Regions from separate parts of the Mus musculus genome. Here all the other regions are linked to region 2. A link is a loop called in an ENCODE intact Hi-C map of the cell type or tissue named here. Cell type or tissue: heart. All regions are shown on one strand. Region 1 overlaps Gm35440 (a long non-coding RNA gene). Region 2 overlaps Gm35240 (a long non-coding RNA gene). Region 3 has its middle 5.7 kb from the start of Gm35189. Region 4 has its middle 82 kb from the start of Gm35440.

Evidence for each region. Peaks named below come from ENCODE experiments on the same cell type or tissue, not always from the same donor. Only the 100,000 strongest peaks of a DNase experiment are listed, where the experiment ranks them.
Region 1: a loop joins it to region 2, with 3 times the contacts of the local background. A loop is called at or near these places in 9 of 42 quality-filtered maps.
Region 3: a loop joins it to region 2, with 2.4 times the contacts of the local background. A loop is called at or near these places in 3 of 42 quality-filtered maps.
Region 4: a loop joins it to region 2, with 7 times the contacts of the local background. A loop is called at or near these places in 8 of 42 quality-filtered maps.

The regions. Positions count from the first base shown.
Region 1 is chr12:77,778,968-77,783,967 of GRCm38, forward strand. It overlaps Gm35440 (a long non-coding RNA gene), which reads left to right. Exons shown (of 4, transcript XR_381711.3): 2 at 3,680-3,796; 3 at 4,548-4,640. Among named protein-coding and RNA genes, the nearest start is that of Gm35488, 31 kb to the right of the region's middle. In heart, a CTCF peak has its summit at 2,608 (motif pointing left); a DNase peak (open chromatin) is centred at 2,344; H3K4me3 peaks cover 477 bases; H3K27ac peaks cover 281 bases; H3K27me3 peaks cover 437 bases.
Region 2 is chr12:77,566,526-77,571,525 of GRCm38, forward strand. It overlaps Gm35240 (a long non-coding RNA gene), which reads left to right. Exons shown (of 4, transcript XR_381707.3): 2 at 2,973-3,186. Among named protein-coding and RNA genes, the nearest start is that of Gm35240, 15 kb to the left of the region's middle. In heart, CTCF peaks have their summits at 1,949 (motif pointing left) and 4,168 (motif pointing right); no DNase peak of the experiment used is centred here; H3K27me3 peaks cover 1,887 bases.
Region 3 is chr12:77,058,257-77,063,256 of GRCm38, forward strand. No RefSeq gene overlaps it. Among named protein-coding and RNA genes, the nearest start is that of Gm35189, 5.7 kb to the left of the region's middle. In heart, no CTCF peak of the experiment used is centred here; DNase peaks (open chromatin) are centred at 1,935, 2,645 and 3,055; H3K4me3 peaks cover 886 bases; H3K27ac peaks cover 887 bases; H3K27me3 peaks cover 399 bases.
Region 4 is chr12:77,665,207-77,670,206 of GRCm38, forward strand. No RefSeq gene overlaps it. Among named protein-coding and RNA genes, the nearest start is that of Gm35440, 82 kb to the right of the region's middle. In heart, a CTCF peak has its summit at 2,813 (motif pointing left); no DNase peak of the experiment used is centred here; H3K27ac peaks cover 781 bases; H3K27me3 peaks cover 206 bases.

The DNA.
Region 1 (5,000 bases), 210 kb after region 2:
TTGGGGTTGAACAACCTTTTTACCGGGGTCACCCAAGACCACCAGAAAACATAGATATTCACATTATGATTCATAACAGTAGCAAAATGACAGTTATGAAGTAGCAATGAAAATAATTTTGTGATAAGGGTCATCACAACATGAGGAACCGTATTAAGGGTCACAGCACTGGAAGGCTTGAGAGCCTCTGGGTTACACGGAGAAAGCAAGAAACCCAAACAGCATACGGGGGCATGGCGTCAGAGGACACAGAAGTGGTGGGAGGATTGGGCCACACCGGTTTGCAGGCCATACTGATGGCAGGAGTGTCAGCACATTGTAAAGGTACTGTGGTGGCCCAGGGGACTCAAAGCAAGGGGACAGAGGTGGCAACTGAATGCAAACACAGAGATTTTTAACAGTCCTAAAATGTAGATGATCAAGGTGTCAGTGCATAAGGGCTGAAAACGAGATGGAAAGTGGTCTGGGCAAGAGTCCACAGATGAAGAGGAACAGCCAGGAAGGAGAGGTGAAAAAATCTAGGGGAGTCTGTGGGACAAGGCTCAGTAGTTGGACACGGTGGCACAGGGCTATACCCTCAGCCAGGTAGAGAGACTGAGGCAGGAAAGTTTCAAGTTTGAGGCCAGCTTGGGTTATACAATGAAACCTTGTATCAAAATAAAATTTAAAAAGAGCAATGGATATAGCCCAGCGGTAGCACATGCAGGGCCTGGGTTCAATCCTCAGTAGCGCAAGGAAAAGAAAGGGGGCCACCAAACGGGCTCAGGGTTTAATTAAAGCAGGTGTCTAAAAGCTCTCTGTTATTGGGGGTTACCCTATATATAGACTGGGGTCTCTCTCCTGTCACCATTTCTGGGTTTTGTTGCTTTGTTTAGGCTTGCAGCTTGCAGGTGGAAGGTGAGGAGAAGGGGGCTGGTGGAGCACCTCACTTCGTCATGTATATCTGCCGGAGAGATGAAGACTAAATGGCTTTACCTACTTAGAGTGGCAGTTTATTGCCTGTTTAGCTTACAAGACAGCAATCCCCTCCCTGAAGGGGAGGGCAGCATATAAATGCAATTTACGTCTCTGGCAACTACCTACAGCCTTCCCTTAATGAATCAGTCAGACCATCATGGGCCTCCAAATTGGGTCCTCTGATCCTTTCAGCTTCCAGGTTCTTGCTTTCAAAGTTTATGACTGAATTGGAGACTATTTACAGCAAATGAGACATTTCTGTGAGCCTGGGGGAAGGGGCTCTGATAAACCAATGGTAGAGAATGGCAGAAGATGTATCTAGATGGCATTGGGGACGTGGGGATGGGGGACGAGAGCAATGCCAGGGATCAAACATACTGGACACAAGCTCTCCCAGCCCAGCTATATACCCTGTCCCTCCCCAGCAGGGTTTTTAAAGGCATATTTACATTGTCTTGATCTGTGTCTGGAAAAGGCATGGAGACAGCAGCCACTATTGGACTTAACAAATTATTTGTGTCGACGATGAAGTCCAAACCTACAGTAAACATTGACTACATTTGACCTGTTTTAAGCACGAGGAATTAAGATGGATCTAGGTTTCTGTGTTAGTCAAGGTTGGGGCAGAGATCAAAGAGTATGCTCAAAAGAAATGGCTGAAGATAATTAATGCAGGGGCTGTTTCTAAGCAGTGTTAATGGAAGGCAAAAGGGGTTATGGAAACCCTCGCCCATCTGAAAATCTCTAACACTCCCAGGCATCTGTGGGGAAAAGGGCTGTGTATTCAGGTGGCCCAGTGCTTCCCTGATTCTGAAAGACAAAGGAGCCACACTCTCTCACCAAGCCTTCCTGAGCCAGCCACACAGCTAGGTGCAGAGGAAGGCTCAAAGTTTCTGAGTGGCAAGCAGGAAAAACCCACCCGTGAACACAGAGGCTTGTTCAGAATCGTACATTCATTTGGATCAATATATTTATGCTGATCTATGGGCTTCATTGTCAATGCTCCTCTGGTTCCATGATGCAGTTGAACCCACATCAACAATACTAAACAAGCCAACGAAACCAGCCCTGTTAGCTCAGTACACGGCGGCGCTGGCGAGGCTGGAAGGGAGCTGTACTGAAGCGAATTGTTTGGTAATTCCTGGACTTCCCTTCTGAAGTCAGCTGTGCCTCTGGCCACTGGCCTCTTTTTGCCCCACCCCTCATGCAAAAGGAGCCAGGATTTTGAATTATTGATGAAATCAGACTAAATTTGGGGATTACATGTCTCCATCCCGCCTGTTGTTTGTCCAGTAAATAGCATTTCCTCTGTAAAACTGGAGCTTTCATCTCAGGAGTGTGGACCAGACTTAAACAGACATGGAAGCTTCCCTTGGAGAAAACCTTCTGTGATGCTGGAGCGCTTTGATCTGCGCGCTCTCGGCTGCCATGAAAACACAGAGGCCGCCAGGACACTTTCCCCTTGGCCCGATTCACTTCCCACTGTGGAGTACACAGAGAAACAGACTTTGCTCCTGGTCTTTTTCCTGGCTCAGCTACAGCCTCTCTCACTGGAATTTACTAATTTCTGAGCAGTTAAAATGTTCTCTTTGGTGAGACAGAATCCTTCCGGGGCCCTAGTGGAGACTGGCAGACCTGCTCAGACAGCGCCCTCTGCTGGACACTTCTGGGATCGCGCGTGCCTGGAGGGCCGGGCCAGTTCTGACCTGTCAAGGTGGCAGTCACAGCTGGGTTGTTGAGACACCTGAAATGTGTGTGCGACCTTTTTTTTTTTTTTTTGCCTAGAACACCTCAGTCCTTAATAACCAAGATGCACAAAGAAACCATAGAATTGAGGAAGACACCCCCCCCCGATTTGTCATAATAGAGATTTCTAAACAATGTGCAAAAATCCCTAGGGTATATAAGACTAATAAATTGGACTATGTTAACACCAAGAACATCTTTATGGCTGAAAAAAAAAACATAAAAACTTAAGAGACAAAGGGGCAAAATGCTTTCAATATAGGATCAGTATCTAGAATATATAAAGAATCTCTTTAATAAAAAGAAATGAAAAAATCTAATAGGAAAATATTGCAAAGATACAAAATGCCAGTTCACAGACAAAGAAGTACAAATAGCCCATAAATACACAGCAAACGTACTCAGTTTCATGGTCAAGCAGGAAAATGGACTCCCAAACCCTAGAAAACATCTACAAAAGCTAAGCCAGCTTATTTCCATATTCTGCTGTCAGGGATACAAGCTTTGTAGAGTGACTTGACAGCAGCTACTAAAATGTGAAGTGACTTACATGGCCGCCTAAACGGAGCTGGCTAAGTACATCGGCTCATCCAAAAACACAGATACAGAGCAACGTCTTTGTTTGCTTAGTGCAGTGCAGGGCGTGAAACCAGGGGCTCTATGCAAGCCACACCACCAGGGGCTCTATGCAAGCCACACCACCACCGTGCCACTGAGCTATGCTCCCAGACACTTTTTTTTTTTAAGATTTATTTATTGATTATATGTAAGTACACTGTAGCTGCCTTCAGACACTCCAGAAGAGGGAGTCAGATCTCGTTACAGATGGCTGTGAGCCACCATGTGGTTGCTGGGATTTGAACTCTGGACTCTTCGGTAAGAGCAGTCGGGTGCTCTTACCCACTGAGCCATCTCACCAGCCCGCTCCCAGACACTTAAGGTAGACTTTAAAATAATGTATTATGTGTACTGACAGGTAAAGAACTCAGAAACTACTACTGACTGAGCAAAGACGATGAAGCCACGGAGTGACACATGCTATCATGACATATGTAAAAAGCCTAACCATACAACACAGTGTGTTTCTCTACAGGTAAGGTAACATACATGTTTAATGCATTGCAAAATGCATGAGGCTCATTTAACTGATAGGGAGAGCTACCTCTGGAATAAAAATGAGAATAGAAATGACAGATGTCTGTCTTCTCTGTAATGTTGATTTTTTAAAGAGGATGCCTTCATAGATTACTTGAAATGACTAAAAGCTACTTTTAAAAGAAGAAACTTTTTTGTTTATCCTATTAATGCACTCAGAATGGTCAGAGGGTCTTGCAGCTAAAAAGTAAAACAGGGCCTTAGGTGATCCATGGGAGGGGGAGGGGGTGTGAAGTAAAACACACCATGGTTGTCATGGAGATGGCTTCATTCACTAGCAATCACCCTGAACATCTAGCTACACATAATCTCCAATTACTAATTATCTCCCATTCAATGTCTTATTTGTAAGACTTGGTTCATAGACCCTATGGTAATAATCCTATTTAAGGTGGTTGGTGTACATGGACTATCTCATTTAAAAGTCCTTTGTGTCTCTCTTTCTCCTCCTTCTGTCCATACGAGGCCATTTAGGTTTAGAGATATTAAATAACTTTCCCAAAGACAATTAGCTGATGTGTGGGCTGGATTTTTCCTAACCAGAGAGCTTTCACATTAAGACACTTAAACTATATCACACAACTGTGAACAGCTCTGTAGTCTTTTTAATGTCCAAATATTCGCTTCCTGTCAGACACGCTCCTGGTTTCTCTGACTCTCATGCTGCATTCCTCGTCATCACATTGTAGCTGATTCATTTGTGAGCGGAATCAACCACAGGACCAGGTGCTGTTCCAACTCCAAGACGAGCAAGAAGCCCGATTCCAAGCGACGGCCGCAAGGTAACTTCAAACAAATTTTGGGGCCCAAGCAATTGACTAAAACCCAATAATAACGGTTGTTTTTAATTCTGTCGTCAAATTCAACTTGGTTCATGTTCCACATCTGAAAATGTTCCATCACAATGTGGAATGCATCCCGTGGATACAGCCTAATGTCATTGATGACCATTCCTGCCAGGCAGAGAAAATATGTCTAGCCTCAGAGATTATAAGATGTGCCCCAGTGAGACTCTTGAGTTCCCTTTGGACAAGAGGTGGGCCCTTTTGTTCTAGAAAGGTTTTCCAGTGATGTTTCTGGAATAACGTGTGAGTAAACAGGGCATTGGGCTTACAAGTCAGTTCTAACATTACCTATCCATC
Region 2 (5,000 bases):
TAAGAATCACGGCTAGAGTTCAGAAGATGCTGCTCCCAGGCTAGTCCTCAGCAGAGCTAGAGGGGAGCTCGACTTCCATTTTCAGGATGGAAAGAGAAAAATTGCCTAATAAATCACTCAGCACTCACTGACAGCCTGCTGGGAGGGGCACGAAGGAAGGACTTGAGAGAGACGCTGGAGCTGAAATGTGTCCACTAATTCTGTTAGACCACGGATTCTTTAGACACCTCTGCCCAGACCCAGCTAGGGCCCACCCAAGTAGGTAGGGGAAGGAGGGAGGGGGGGAAGGGCAGAATGGAGGCTGGCAGGGCGCAAGAGAGTGGGATTTCACTCAATGTGCAGGGCAGAATTCTGAATACTGTGAGCCCCAGGTGTCGCTTGTGTTGCCCTGTATACTCAGGTCTGGGACCCCGAATCCATTGAATAGCACATGCAGAAAGAGCCAGCACACTTTGACATGGTTCTAGCAACAACTTAATCTGCCTTTAAACTCCCGCTTTCCAGTGGCGAGAAGTCAGAACAGGTTGAGAGTTGGCTCCCCTCGCCCCATCTTGGGAACTTGGGGAAATGAGAAGCATGAGTGCCTGTTACTGTGTCTTTAAGTCTACGGTGGAGGAAACTTGTGGTCACTGCTTCTGTTACCTGTCAGGTCTTGGCTGAAGCCACATGTCGCTAGGCACTCTGTTTGTTCCTAACAGTCTGCAGGTGGTATTGTGGTGGAGAAGCCACTGATCCTGGGTGCTGTGTGTGAGGGAGTCCTCACCACTCACAGGTATGGTCAGCTCTTCCTCTCTGGTCTTAAGACTCCCACCGCTTTTTGAAACGAGCTCTTCCCTTCCAGTCTTCCCTGGGTGTCCTACTCTTCCAGGTGGGCAAGTGCTTTTTCCTGGGCACTTGCAACTTCTGGCTGTAGCTCCAAACTAAAGTGCCAAGAAAACTCTCCTGAGGTGAAGGATCCCAGATACCCCAAACAAAGACCTCTTGGGATAGGAAAGGGGCATGCACCTCTCATTTTCTCAGTCCCCTGAAGCCAAACTGAGGCAAATTATTTTCCCAGTCAGCAATTCAGGTTTGGTAGAGGTGGCTCCTTTTGTATCTACATAGTTCCATAGAAGCAAAGAAGCCCAGAGACGTGAGGTCAGTGGCCTGAGCACCTTTGCTGCTCTCATACCCTTTACTTCATCATCATCATCATCACTAATGCATGAACATGCATACACTAATGCATGTACACACACACACACACACACACACACACAGAGAGAGAGAGAGAGAGAGAGAGAGAGAGAGAGAAAGGGGAGGGATACTCCCCAGTATAGAACCATTGAGCTCTGTGTTGACCTGCTAAGCTGGTAGCGATAATTTATTTGAAAATAACTAAATCTTCCCTGCAAATCCATGTTGTCTGTACTTGTTCCTGCTCCTGTCACCACTATTATCAGAACTGCCAATCACATCAGAAATCAGGGAGGGACGTGCCAATTTAGGTCATTGCCCGCCTCTCCCTGGAGGACCATGTGAGTCCTCCCCATCTTTGCTAGGACTGGTCTCTAGAGGTCCCTGACTCGAAGTCCTGTCACTCCCTGGGGAGGATGGCTAGATCTCATCACGAGGACAAGCTTTCCTTTATTATCCTTCTCCAACTTTCTTTTCTAAATGTCATCCTAGCAATCATTAATCAGTGAATAAGAAGTTATAATTAATAGAGGCCCGGATCGTTCAAGTGGAAGATTATTCTTTTGAATTCTTGTATTTTTCTTGGAAGATGTCCTCGAGTTAATTATTTAGTATTTGGATTTTATTTTATTTTTTCGAGCTCCAGTCTTGTATCTGAAATGAACAAATTGATCACAGCCATGTGGGGGATGAGGGGATGATGTCTAAATGTTTGCAGGAGACTGGTGTGAGGAATCTAAGCAGGGCTGGGAGCTCTGCTGCTCCCTCTGCTGGTATTAAAGATTGGAAGCAAACAAGCCGCCAGCCTCAGAGCTGTCCAAGCCCTAGGAAAGCTCTGGGGTGCTCAGGGCACACCCAACAGAGACCAGAGCCTGCAGGTCAGATTTCAGGATGACTGGCTGAGAGTGGAGGACCCTGGTGAGCAAATTAGCAAGGAGAAGGTAGCACAGGGCTGGATTTGGTGGCTGCAGGGTCCCTGAGACCTGTCACCATTTCTTTCAGATGAAGCCATCTTATGTTTCCATGCATATTGGAAACACAGACCATTTCAAGTTCTACACTGAGCTAGAGGAAGACATTGTTCAAATGTGAGACGCAGGAGAGTGCAGATTTGAGACCATGCAGAGTCCTCGGATGGAAAGTTAAACGGGAAGAGTGAGTGGGAGTGTCTCCAGAGGTACTGGCCTTGCCTGTATCACGCAGACTGCCTCTCTCTTGCTGGTATAAGGATCATATTCCCAAGTACAGTTCATATTTATACCCCGATTCCCTTGTTGCACTCGCTGGTATCAGTTGTTTTTAAAGAGGACACCACTGTGTATTTTTCCCCTGGCTCAGCAACTTCCGGAGGAGTTCTGTTATGCCACCGCTCTCTGTGTGGTTCCGTTCATATCTTTTTGGCATTAGGTTACAATGCCTGGACCACATTCCTGCTGACCTCAGTTCACTGGTCTTGGGGATGCCCTGCGTCGACATCTGAAACGGCAGCAGGGCTCTATGAAGGGGAGGCTGGGCAGCTCCAGGGGAAGTCCTGAGCTATGCAGGGATGAGGATGAAGTGGCAATGCTGAAATCCCTGTTTGGGGGCCTGAAAGTCATTCATTTATTCACTACCCCACCAGACAATGACAGTTGTTTATCTGCCCCTGTAGGAGCAATACACTACAAGATGAGCCTATGCCTTTTAAGGACAAATATTTCATAGTTAGAGGTCTTTTCACATTGCGGTCAATTGCTGGCTAAAGTGGACTCGATTCTCTTCTTGTATCCGATTTTATTTTTATATTGTCTTTGCAGTTTCCTCCCCTTAGAGACGACTCTGCCCTTGAATGTCCGATGTTCTTCTGACCAGTAACAATGGCAGGAATAATGACACGCAGTTTGGCCATCAGTAACTGAGCACTTCAGGACCCAGCAGAAAGTCACCCTGTGTCGGAAGAACAGAGGTTACTTGGAGTAGTAGCCATCCTTCCCTGATGGTTACCTTCCTACCTGCTGTGCTCTAGTCAGTGTAAGTTCATCTACCCCCTCATCCCCTGCTGACCGAAGAGACACCAGTGAGGCCAGGTGAGAACAATTGTCTTAGTGACTCGTGGACATACCCCTCAACTGTACTCTTACAAGTCACTGTTTTAGGATAATTTCTAATATGGCAATATCACACACACACACCAATTGGGGAGGAAAAGCATGGCTATAACAAGGGCACCTTTACTGTATTTACCTTGTGCTTATGGTAGTGAGCACTTGGTGATGTTGGTCAGAGCAAGCAGAGGGAGGGGAATGGGGAGGCATTCCTGGTGTTGCCTAAAATGGAGCCCAGACTTGACTAGCTGGTTGGACACAGTGTTAAAGGAAATGAGAGGATGCTAATAAGACATACCCTTCTCAGGGATTCAGAGGAAAGAGAGACTACGTTGGGTGGCAATAAGGAAGGGGAGGCCACATAACAACAGGAGCTCTACTCTGGGCTCCAAGAAGGGAGGAGTCTGACTGTTTATCCCTCATAGCCTTGTCATTACCTCCTGTAATGTGAGAGGAACTTTTGCTACTGGGTCCTCTGTCCTGTGGGCAAGGGGGCAAGGGGATTCATACTTATATGATTTATTAGACCATCAAGCCTGCTGTGTGCCCTGGGTGTCAAGGAGCCAGGACATCACAGCCATTTCTATTGATCATGACTGGTTGGCTGTTCTGTGTACTGAAGCAGTAGGAGGGGACTCTCAAGGAACATCTGTATAGGCTCATACTACTGATATAGGCTGCCTCTAAACTGGACTTCGATTCTACTCTATAAAGAGTGGTCTTCAGGGGCACCTCTGTCAGTTTCAAATGGACGGCTTGCTAGACAAGTGGAGTCCTTGGTCCCCCGAGCCTCCTATTTAGGGATTAGGGGAATAAGAATCTGCCCATTTTGCAATCTCTCCTGATGGTGCTTCAAGGACTGGAAAACCCCTTTTTGAAGTATCCTGTCCTATGCCTGCAGGACCAGTAGGGGGCCTCATGTAGAGGCAGGCCCCATGGCCAGGGAGCAGGTCCAGGGCTCCCTTAGTTCTTGACAGGACTGGTTTTCCATACTATATTCCTCTCCCTGTGGCTTCCCCAAATATTTCCAAACTAGAATTGCCAGAACAGACTTTTCTAAAACGCATGCTTCAAGGCTCCATCTGAAATGCAGTAAGTCCAAATCTCATGGGCTAGGGCCCAGGAATAAACATTTAATTCTAAGAAAGAAAGAAAGAAAGAAAGAAAGAAAGAATAGATGATAGCCCCAAACAAAGTTTCCAGTGGTCTTTGTGCTCAGTCAGTTATGGGAATGACTGGGTTGCTCCTACTCTGCATCATATATAGGTGACGCTCAGCAGTGACCCATTCTTAAATCAATACTCAAGAATCAAAATCCATAACCAGCTTTTTGGTATATTTACTTGGGCCTTTGTGCTTGTTTTCCCCTTTTATTTTGGGGGCGCTCTGAGTCAACTAATTTTTGAGTCTTGGGAAAACAGAGAAGAATAATAACCATGAGCTTGTGGGAGGCAAACTGAGACAACATACCATCTGCAGTGAAGTCGGCATAAATCCCCCAAATGGCACCGAGCTGCCAAGATGACTCTCTAAGGCTTCCTGTCTGCCTCAGTGGAGTGCGGGCCCTGGAGAGGTTCAATTATCCTCCACACATGTGCTTTTAGGGAGCCCAGCAAGAGAAGGATCTGGAACGCTCAGTAATGAGGTTCCCAGGGTTTCAGAATAAAGGGAAGGGCAGGTAAATGGGAACTCGACTTGCGATTCTATTGTGGCTGTGATTGCTAATCATTACCCAATGTT
Region 3 (5,000 bases), 510 kb before region 2:
GCTACTTTCCTGGTAAGCGAGGGAGTGCAGAGAGACAAACTAATAGAAAAAAGCTAACTGATTAGATGGTGATCCATCCACCCCTCCCAGAAGTCCAGATAACAACTTAGTTTTGGTTTAGTGATGGAGAATGTCAGTTTGATTTCAATTTTTCTTCTGGTCTGTTGAGTCTATACAGAGCTTAGTCCCAAGCGGTAGCCTCCTGTGATGTTCCTGTGACACTCCTGTGATGGTCCTGTGACACTCCTGTGATGTTCTTGTGACACTCCTTTGATAGTCCTGTAACACTCCTGTGATGTTTCTGTGACACTCTCATCCCTGGCTCACTTTTCCCACTTTCTCACTTTGTGGGATCACTGACCAAGCTAACTCCTTGTCCTCAAACCTTTGCCCCAGTGTCTGCTTCGTGTGTACTGGTGGTGGGGATTGAAGCTGAGGCAGTGACTCTGGAGAGCCTGTCTGTCTCTAACAGGAAAACATAAACTACGCTGGCTGAAACTGGCACTCCTCTGTCAATTCAGCTACTGGTGACAGCAGAAATTGTTAACAACTTCCGTTTACTGATAGCTTCCTTGGAAGGGATCATGACCCCATCACGTTCTCCCACACCCTATTCAGAGCAGTCTGAGGGGACTAACTATGCTCCTTTATCTTCTAGTTGAGGAAACAATGACACTGGGGCAGAATCTTAGAAGTTGCTAGTGCCAGAGTTGACATTTGACCTTGGCAAATTTTGTTCTGGAGTGCAAACTCTTGACCACATGATTAACTTTACAAACTATTAACTACTAAACAAGCCAAGGGTCTGGGAAGGCCTGCACAGTTCTTTGTGTGGTTTGTTGAAGCATCTTGGGATGACTGAGATGGTAACATAGGTATGGAGAGAGTTAAGAATTAGAAGTCTGAATCCAAACTACCTACAAACCCAAGGTCCTGGAGCAAACCGTTTCTCAGCTCTTAGCTTAAACTTCATTTCTAATGTGAGGTTCAAATGAAATGAAACCTATGGTTGATTTGGATGCTATAGGGGATACACCACAGCTTCCCACCACCCTTCTCAAGGGAGGGCTTTCCTTAATAACTTCCAGGGCACAGGTCTCTTTCCTTGAAAGAGTTAGCGTATATGGGTATAAGACGTGAATGAAGTAGCATGGTGTAGTTTGCCTGGCCCAGGTTTGCCTGTTTGTTTGTGCAGGACAATAGGCTTGTGTGATGATAGAACTTAGGATCTGATAACTCCAGTTTTTACTTTACTTTTAGTTGCCCCAAGATTCAGTTTTCTGGTCTGTGAAATGAGGAGAATAAAGGGAGACTTTGGAGCGAGTTCAGAGGTACACACAATGTGTTGGTCGAAATGTCATGGTCAGAGTAAGGGGTCTTTATTATTACTCTTGATTTTAGAACAGAAAAACAAACAAACAAACAAACAAACAAACAAACATGCAACCCCACTCAAAGATGTAGAAAGAGAAAAATGGAACCCACTGCCTTTAGGATCCAAGAATAGACTTACTAGCAATCTTCATCTGCTCAATGCAGGGAAGGCAGGGAAGTCCCTTAGTCACAGTTCCTATCTACATTCAGATCACACATCTCACCAAAGAAAAAGATAAAGATGGTGGAAGCCATGGACTGTCATAACCGCATCAACATATCTACAGCAGTGGATGCATACAGAGACTGTACTTAACAAACAAAAGTGAATACTTCCGAATCTCAGAGCAAACAAAATCGGTGCATATTGGGGGTGTGGGGTGTGGGGTAATGTCCCCAGCTGGAGAAGAGTCCGGGTGGCTACTTAGACTCTGCTCAGCAGCCAGGCATGGACTTTGAAAGTAGCTGGTCAGGGGTAGAACTTCAGGCAAGGGGTGGAAAGAAACAGGGAGGGGTGGAGAGAAGGAAGCAAGGACTCCTTACACAGCAGCACGAGGCTGAGGAAGTGATTTCCCCTACCCCGCCCCGCCCAGGGGCTCATGGGAGGGAACCTACTGGTTCCCCAGACTCGTGAGAACTCATGCTTCGGAGGGTCTTATAAGTGCCTTTTGGAAACTCAGCATTTGTTAACTTGTCACCGCATAAAGGCAGGAGAGAAGCCTGACATTTTTCTGACGCCTGAAAGCGAAAGAAGAAAGGGTTCTTACTGTCAGGGCCACATCCTGAATGACAGGGGTCAGTGTGTGCAACCGATCCGTGTGGGCGCAGGCTTCTAATTATTTCCTGGATAACCTGTTATCTATTATCCATCAGGCGCCTTGCCAGAATATGCTAACGTCTCCAGAGTTCCTGCTCTGGAGTCTGAGGAACTTGTTTTCATTTTTAAAGGGGACGCAGGCGTTGAGTGACAGCAGCTGGGTATCACAGTAGAAGGGCTACCCTCTGTTGGGCTTGAGCTGATAGAGAGCAAAGGCTACTAAGGTGTGGGTGGGACGGGTGGGGTCAGAGTGGGGCGCCCGAGGGGGTGAGGGGGCCCAAGCCCCTGGTCAGAAACAAAACATTTTCTCCTCAGGACTCCTTCCCTCAGGCTTCTCTTGGAGACTTGGCTGTAATCAGAAATGTCTGGAAATTTTTTCTGAGAAAGTTGAGTTTTCTTAGGCTGTAGTCATTTGCTGGACAAACACGGAAGCTCTTCAAAGAACCTTCTTCTGGGAGACAGGGAAGGGAGGATCCACACCCAGGCGAGCTATCAACTATCAGTCACACCCTGGCCTATATTTGTACTAAAGCACAAAGAAAAGTCAGCCAGTGGGAGGGGACCACAAATATGGGACATTGTTCTGTTTTCTAAAGATAGCCCTTGTTCATTTATTTAAAATTTGGAAAGTCCAGGAAAAAAAAAAGACTAGAAGTTGATTTCTCAGAGGCCCATTGTCCTTGTTAACATTTTGGCTTAGGATGTACCCCCTTCCGCCATGTTAATTTATACCAACCCTTGAAAGCCAGGACTTTTAAGCTAAAAATATAATGCTTCCCTTTCATTCTTTGGAAGCGTGGGGAGGGCAACGTGTTGTTTAGCGCTGGAGTTTAAGGTCAGAGTTCTGGAACCCTCAGAAGGCCCATGTTGCCAGGCTAAAGGTGAGCCCTGCTTACTCCCCAGGGCCTGGGATGGCTAAAATCCAGGGCCTTTTGTTTCAAACAGAGCAAGGGGGTTAAAAGAGTATTCCAGTTATCAAAAGCCCACAGACATGGGGCCAGCTCTCCACGGAAGCTTCCAGAAAACTAGAGAAGGTGGAACAAAGTTATCGAAGGTTCAGAAATCGGTTGAAAAGGGACAGATGAGGTAATCAGATACTAGGTGGTTCCAGATTTCTGCCATGGAGCAAATTCCAGGCCAGAGCTCAGGCACAGAAAAGCAAGCCAAACTCCAAGCTCTTAGCGGAGCAGACAGGCCAGGAGAGGCCGGGTGGTGGGAATTGGCCTAGCAGAATGTAAGGGAGGCAGGAATTACACAACGCTGTCTCAAAGGTTTGACGGGAACATTCTGCTGAGCACCAGGCTGTATGGGCACGGGATCATAGGCAAGGCTCCAGGAGATGACAGAAAAAGCAGTTTTAGGGGCACTTACAACATTATACTTTTAAAAATTAGGTTCTGAATTTTAAAAGATTTTTACTTTGTATATTCGTTTTGCCTACATGCCTATATGTTTTGCCTACATACGCTTGTGTGTCTGCTGCCTGCAAAGGTCAGAGGAAGGTGTCAGGTCCCCTGCAACTGGAGTCACAGATGATTGTAAGTCAGTCATTGTGTGGATGCTAGGGGTTGTATCTGTGTCTTCTGCAAGAGCAGTCAGTGCCCTTAACTACTGAGCCATCTCTCCAGCCCTAAATAAGTTCCTTTGGACAGAAGAATAGAAATATTTGTTAAAGAAGGCATTGGGTTGCTAAGTAGGTAACTAAGCGGGTTAGAGAGGAACTCTGAGCTTCATGTCTTAAACCTGTTGCTTACAGGAATCTTTCACACTAGTGCAGACTCCTTGAGAGGCCCTCAGAATGTCTGTGAGGTAAAATTGATTGGCATGTATCAACATTATTAGAAAGAAAAGTGAGACTTTGTTTAAACCTTTGTTTGTTTGTTTATTTTGATTTTTTTCGAGACAGGGTTTCTCTGTGTAGCCCTGGCTGTCCTGGAACTCACTTTGTAGACCAGCCTGACCTCGAACTCAGGAATCCACCTGCCTCTGCCTCCCAAGTGCTGGATTTACAGGGTATGTGTACCCCTATGTCAAGCAGTAATAACACTGTTTAAATGGACAAGAAATGATAATATACAAACTTTAATGTGAATACTGGCATTGATAGTTTTGCAAATCTCTTTAGCATCTGGCAGAATAGAATAGCTGAATACTTGTGTCCGTTTTGGGATTCAACACACTGGGACATGTTGTTTCAGTACAAGTATATGGAGAAAAAACTAGTCTCATTCAAATCTAAGATTTGGAAAGAGATAAATAGGGGCTACGGAGACAGTTGATTGGGTAAGAGTGCTTGCTGTGCAAGCAGGAAGACCTGGGTTCTAGTCCCGGAGTCCCCAGAAATGTAACGCACGGCCAGGTGCACTGTAACCCCAGCACTGCAGGGTGGAGAGAGGCAGATGCTGGGGTGCTGCCTGCCTCAACGCAGAGTCTGTGTTCAGCGAGAGGACTCATGTTAAGGTAATGAGGTGGGGAGCAATAGAGGAAGACATCCCATCCTCATCTGGCCTTTACACACACAGATGCACACACATGTATAACACAAACACACACACAGAGATGCACACCAACTCACACTCACACAGAGAGGAACAGGAGAAAGGGGAAATAGTTAAATAGCCTTTCCTGATTTACCAGTTTTCTTTTGATACCACATGAAAACAGAACATGAGCAAGTTTATCCTTCAGACACTGATTATGTGGAATCTGAAATCAGGTATTAAAAAACTTAAAAAAAAATCTTTGACATCAAGGTCTCATAACCTTTCTTTCACTTTGAATCCATCTTTGCCTCTGGATTATTTTGTAA
Region 4 (5,000 bases), 99 kb after region 2:
GACACGTTTTTGATTCAGTGAGAGACCCTGTCTCAAGGCAGTAAGGTGGATAGAGATAACAGAAGATACCCAACACCATCCGCAGGCCTCTATGTGAATATGCACAGGTACAGGTACCTGCATCCTCACATGCACTGCCCCCACATGCACAATAATTAATAAATTAATTAATTAATTAATTAATACGTAAATGGAGGAAGGATTCATTTCTGCTTATCTTCTCAGTCCATGGCTACCTGGGCCCGTGCTTTGTGCTTATGAGATGACACAGTAAATCACAGCAGATGCAGTAGGCATGTGGTAGAGGCGGTCTTTCAATTTATGGTAGCCAGAAACCGAGGTGGGACGTGTCCCTTTGAAGGTCGATGACCTAATTCCTTTCCATTAGCTATCATCTCTCCGTAGTACCTCACGTTAGCAATCACGTCATCAACACACGGCCTTTGAGGGACAATGTAAGATTCAAGCCACAAGAAGCATTGGCTGTAACTTCTGCGACCTCTGAGAGAGTTCAATGCTTAGCCTCGCCTCCAGCCTTGCTGGCTGGCAGTCCAGTCTCAAAACAGCTTCTGTAGCCCAGGCTGCAGTTCAGACTTTGCTCAGCAGCTGTAAGGGGCCACTGAGGATCTTGGTAAGAGACTAATTAAACAGTGCTGCCCTCAGTTCTGCTAGCCAGGCAGCAAGGCCCTACAGTGAAGCCACCATGGCTCTTTAGCAGCATAGCTGGCTCCCATGGGGAGGCTATAAAGACCCTCTGCTGCATCCAAAGTTCAGCTCAAAGGCGTTCACATATCCTGGGTAGCTCCTCATCCTGTGGCCTCTTCCTCTTCCTTCATCCAGAGTGCCCCAGTGACAGAAGAAACAGAACAAGACCACAGGGTCTGTGATCTAGACCTCGTATGCACGATACTCCCTTATCGTAAATATCCATCTCGACTTTGCCCTTTATTGCATAACATAATGCTTATTTTCATTTAAAATCACATTAACTGCTTCCGATGAGGTGATTTTACCCAGATCTTTAATCGAAGTAGCATGCCAGGATGTCGGACTACCCTCAAGCCCGGCCTCCTGTGTGTTGTGACCCCAACAGCAGCAGAATGCCAAGCTGTAGACATCTAACTGGGAGCACCCTGTAGAACCTCAGTTGGACTTTTTGCTCGCTTCTTCCCACTTGGATGCTCTTCTCTTCTTGAGTTATCAAGCTCCTTACACTCCAAGACCCAGATGTTTTCTCTCAATTGAAAATTACCCAGCTTATTAATTCAACAGAGAACCCAGGAGAGCCCCCTTCCTGCTGGCCTCCCCAGCCTCACTCCTTACACAGAGACTAGCTCAGCTTTTCTTTGAGTAGCACTTATGCAGATCAAACAGTCAAGTGATGACACAGCATTTTGCCGCTTCTCTCTCAAAGACGCGTATTGAACAATTATGTGCGTGGGAGAGGCGCCAATAACGGAGCACCTACTCTCCTGCCAAGCTTCATAGCTGTTGTCCCCTATTCAGCTTCCTGAGAGGCCCACAGACTTGAGTTTGTGAAATGATTTGCCTAAAGCCATACAGGTACTTTGTAATAGAACCCCCTCGTCGTTCTGTTGAGGTAAAAAGCACACTCTTACCTTAAAGGAAACAAGGGGCAGTTTATTCTGGAGCTATTTTGAGGGGCCATGAGAACACAGATTTAGGTTAGCTCCAAATTCTATGTCCTAACGTGGAAGCGGTTTCATGAAGTTTTATAGTTTTACTGAGCAAAGAAAGTGGGTATAACCAGAGAGGTGATTGGTGACTCGCTTTTCTGTAGGTTTGAGATGTTCTCTGATGGCATCGGTAGCTTTTGGGTTGGTGGAAGCTAATGGTTTGCTAAGTTAGTAGATTCCAAAAGATTTTTAATCTATTAACCAAAAGATGCTAGTTCTGACACAATAAAAGGGCAAGGAATGATGGATCCAGAGGGCTAGAACTAGCCTCAGAGAAGGTAATTAGCCCCCCACCCCCACCCCCAACCTGACCTGTCACACTGCAGTCTCTGTACAGTACTGAAATTCTAACCAGTCAGCCAGTCTCTGCAGACACAGCTTCTTCTCAGGAGTTTCCGTTCTCAGTTCTTATCCCATTGTTATGGAACCCGACTTTGGTGTGTATGCATGTGGTGTGCAGAGGACGATGTCAGGTGTCTGACTTTTACTCCCTTGAGATAGGGCCTCTCACTGAATCTGGAATTAGGTGTGGCAGCCAGTAAACCCCACTGATCTCCGGTCTCTGTTCCCTATAGCACTGGGGTTACATGTGACAATACAACCTCTCCTGGCTTTTTACCTGGGTTCTGGGGATTCAAACGGGTTCTCCTGCTTGTGCAGTAAGCGCTATGAGCAGTTAATTCACCCCACCCCACCCCCGCCCCCAGCCCTGGAATTTGATTTTGAAGCCTATTTTTGTCCTTCTGGCTATGTGAAGGTGCCAGTGGCTCCTCGTCATCTTGTGAATTGGAGCCCACTACAACACTCTGTCCACAGGCTGAGAGTAACCACTGAGGGTCTCTGAATGCCAAGTGACAAGTGGGATCCCTGACAGCATGGTGACAGCAACCTAACAGCTTCCAGGATAGCTCGAGGCGGGTCTACTCTTCTTTTCTCCAGTCCTTACACATCACTCTGCCAACAAGAGCCAGAATAAAGGATGCTTTTTAACTACTTAAAGAGTTGAGAGGAGGCTTGGGACTCTCACCAGCCTTTCCAAAGAGAATAGGAGGGACCAGTTCAGCTTTCTGCACACGCAGGTCTAAGTCTCCAAGCTGCTCACATGCGCCCTCTGCAGGGCTCTGACAGCCTTGCGGAAGGAAGCTCGGCTGTGGGCCGCAGTGCTTCAAGAGCCCCCTCAGAGGATTTGTACCCCAGTCTGGCTCCTTGGTCTCTTTTCTCTCAGGAATTTCCCAGGTCTTGGATCTCCAGACGCTGAAACTCCTGGTCTCCTAGGCTGGAGGAGGTCTGCTAGCAGGAGTGAAATGCTCTCATACCTTCGAGGTCTTGTGTTTTGACCTTGACAGGGTTTACTGACTTGGATAATCAAAAATTAGATGTCCAAAGTTCAGAGTACCCAGTGCCTTTTTTTCTGTGCATGATGCCACTGTCTCTGTTTGTACAATTTGAGCTCCAGATTGTGATGTTATAAACGGGGGTGGGGGGTGGGGGGAAGGTAGGTCTCCTCTCTTTGCTTTCCCTTCCTGTCTGCAGCTGCACGAACCCCAAAACCTCTTCTTACACACACACACACACACACACACACACACACACACACACACAGAGAGAGAGAGAGAGAGAGAGAGAGAGAGTTGTTTTAGTCAGCAGCACAACTCCAGGAAGGAGGAGATAAATCAATGTTTGCTTAAGGAGTTAAAAAAAACAAAAAACTCCCCCTGGAAAAAACAAAATGTGATTTTTAAACTATCAAAGCAGGCTTTAGGAATCACAGAGGAAACTAAACCCTGGAAGCTGGTGAGTGGTACTGGGTACCACCAGACTCCCTGGGCTGTGATTAATCACCAGGTGCCATCTCTCTCCACCTGGCTCCCGCTTCCCTGCTATCCCTGGTTGGTCACCTCATCTTCTTCTGTCCCTGTGGGATCCCTGATCAGCCCACAGAGAAACAATTGAGGCCTAATGTTAAGATAAGATATACCCCCCACCACCACCACGTACACACACACACACTAGCTCTAATTTTAATTTTGACTTCAGCTCCTCATCATTGCTGTTTCTGTCTAAGATGTGACTGTGTCCCTGCTGTGCTGGCAACAATAAGCATCAACATCCCAAGAGACTTCTGGGATTTAACAGTGCTTTGTTTTGTTTTTGTGTCTATAGACAATGTCTCACTATGTAGCCCAGGCTGGCCTGGATCTCAATATCGTACTGTATCCATTTCATCAGTGCTGGGATTAAAGGTGCATTCAACAGCATCTGGCTTTAAGCACAGCTTCTTGCTATTGCAATCTAATTTTTAAAATGTCATGAGAGCCAGCAGCCTTCCTACGTAGACCTGGGCTTCCAACATGGTGTCAGTCTTGAAGCTTCCCTCTGATCAGACCTTCTAAGAGCAAAGAGCTAAATTTAGAAGTAAATAAAATAGAAGAGAAAAGAGGAAAAAATATCTATCCAAACAGGACATGTGACGAGGTGATTTTAAAAAGAGAGAAACCTTCTTCCACTGAGAAAACTTCCCAAATTGCATGTTTTATAGGACAAGAGCAGAAGCAGGCTCAGAATTAGGAGTTCTTATTGAAATTTTAAAATGAATACACATAAACGAATATGTATATATGAATTTCATATATGATTGGAACATAAACACATTCTAAAACATAAATATAGACTCAAAGAATACTCATAAACAAAACACACTCTCATAGCCATCACTCAAACCAGGAAACAGAATGTAAATGACACAGGACACACCAGGAGTCCTTTAGCCATGGCAGCCATTGCTCTTATTGACCAAGTTTGAGCTTTGTGGCTTTGTGGGAGAATAATCCCATAGCATGGACTCCTTTGTGCCTGCCTTCTTTTGTTTAACATTCTATTGGTAAGAGCAAGTATGGTTTATTCATTTTTCATTATTGTGCAGTATTCAACTGCCTGACTATATCATTGTGTAGCTAGTCTACCACTGATGGACTTTTGGGCAGCTTCTAGTCTGGTTCTTGTGAATAATGGTATTCTCAACAATGTAGTTTAGTCTTTGAATTCACATGGAGGCAGATCTAGTAGTGCTGTTATAGGGTCATGGAAACACACACACACACACACACACACACACACACACACACACCACACACCACTTGAGGTACTGACAAATTGTGACCAAAATAAATGAATTTAGACTTCTGGTAACCCCACACCCAGTAGTATCAACAGTCTGTGATCAGATAGGGGTAGGACACTTCGTGTTTGTCATTTAATCATCATTTCTCTGATATGCCAACATTAAATACTTATTTCTAAACT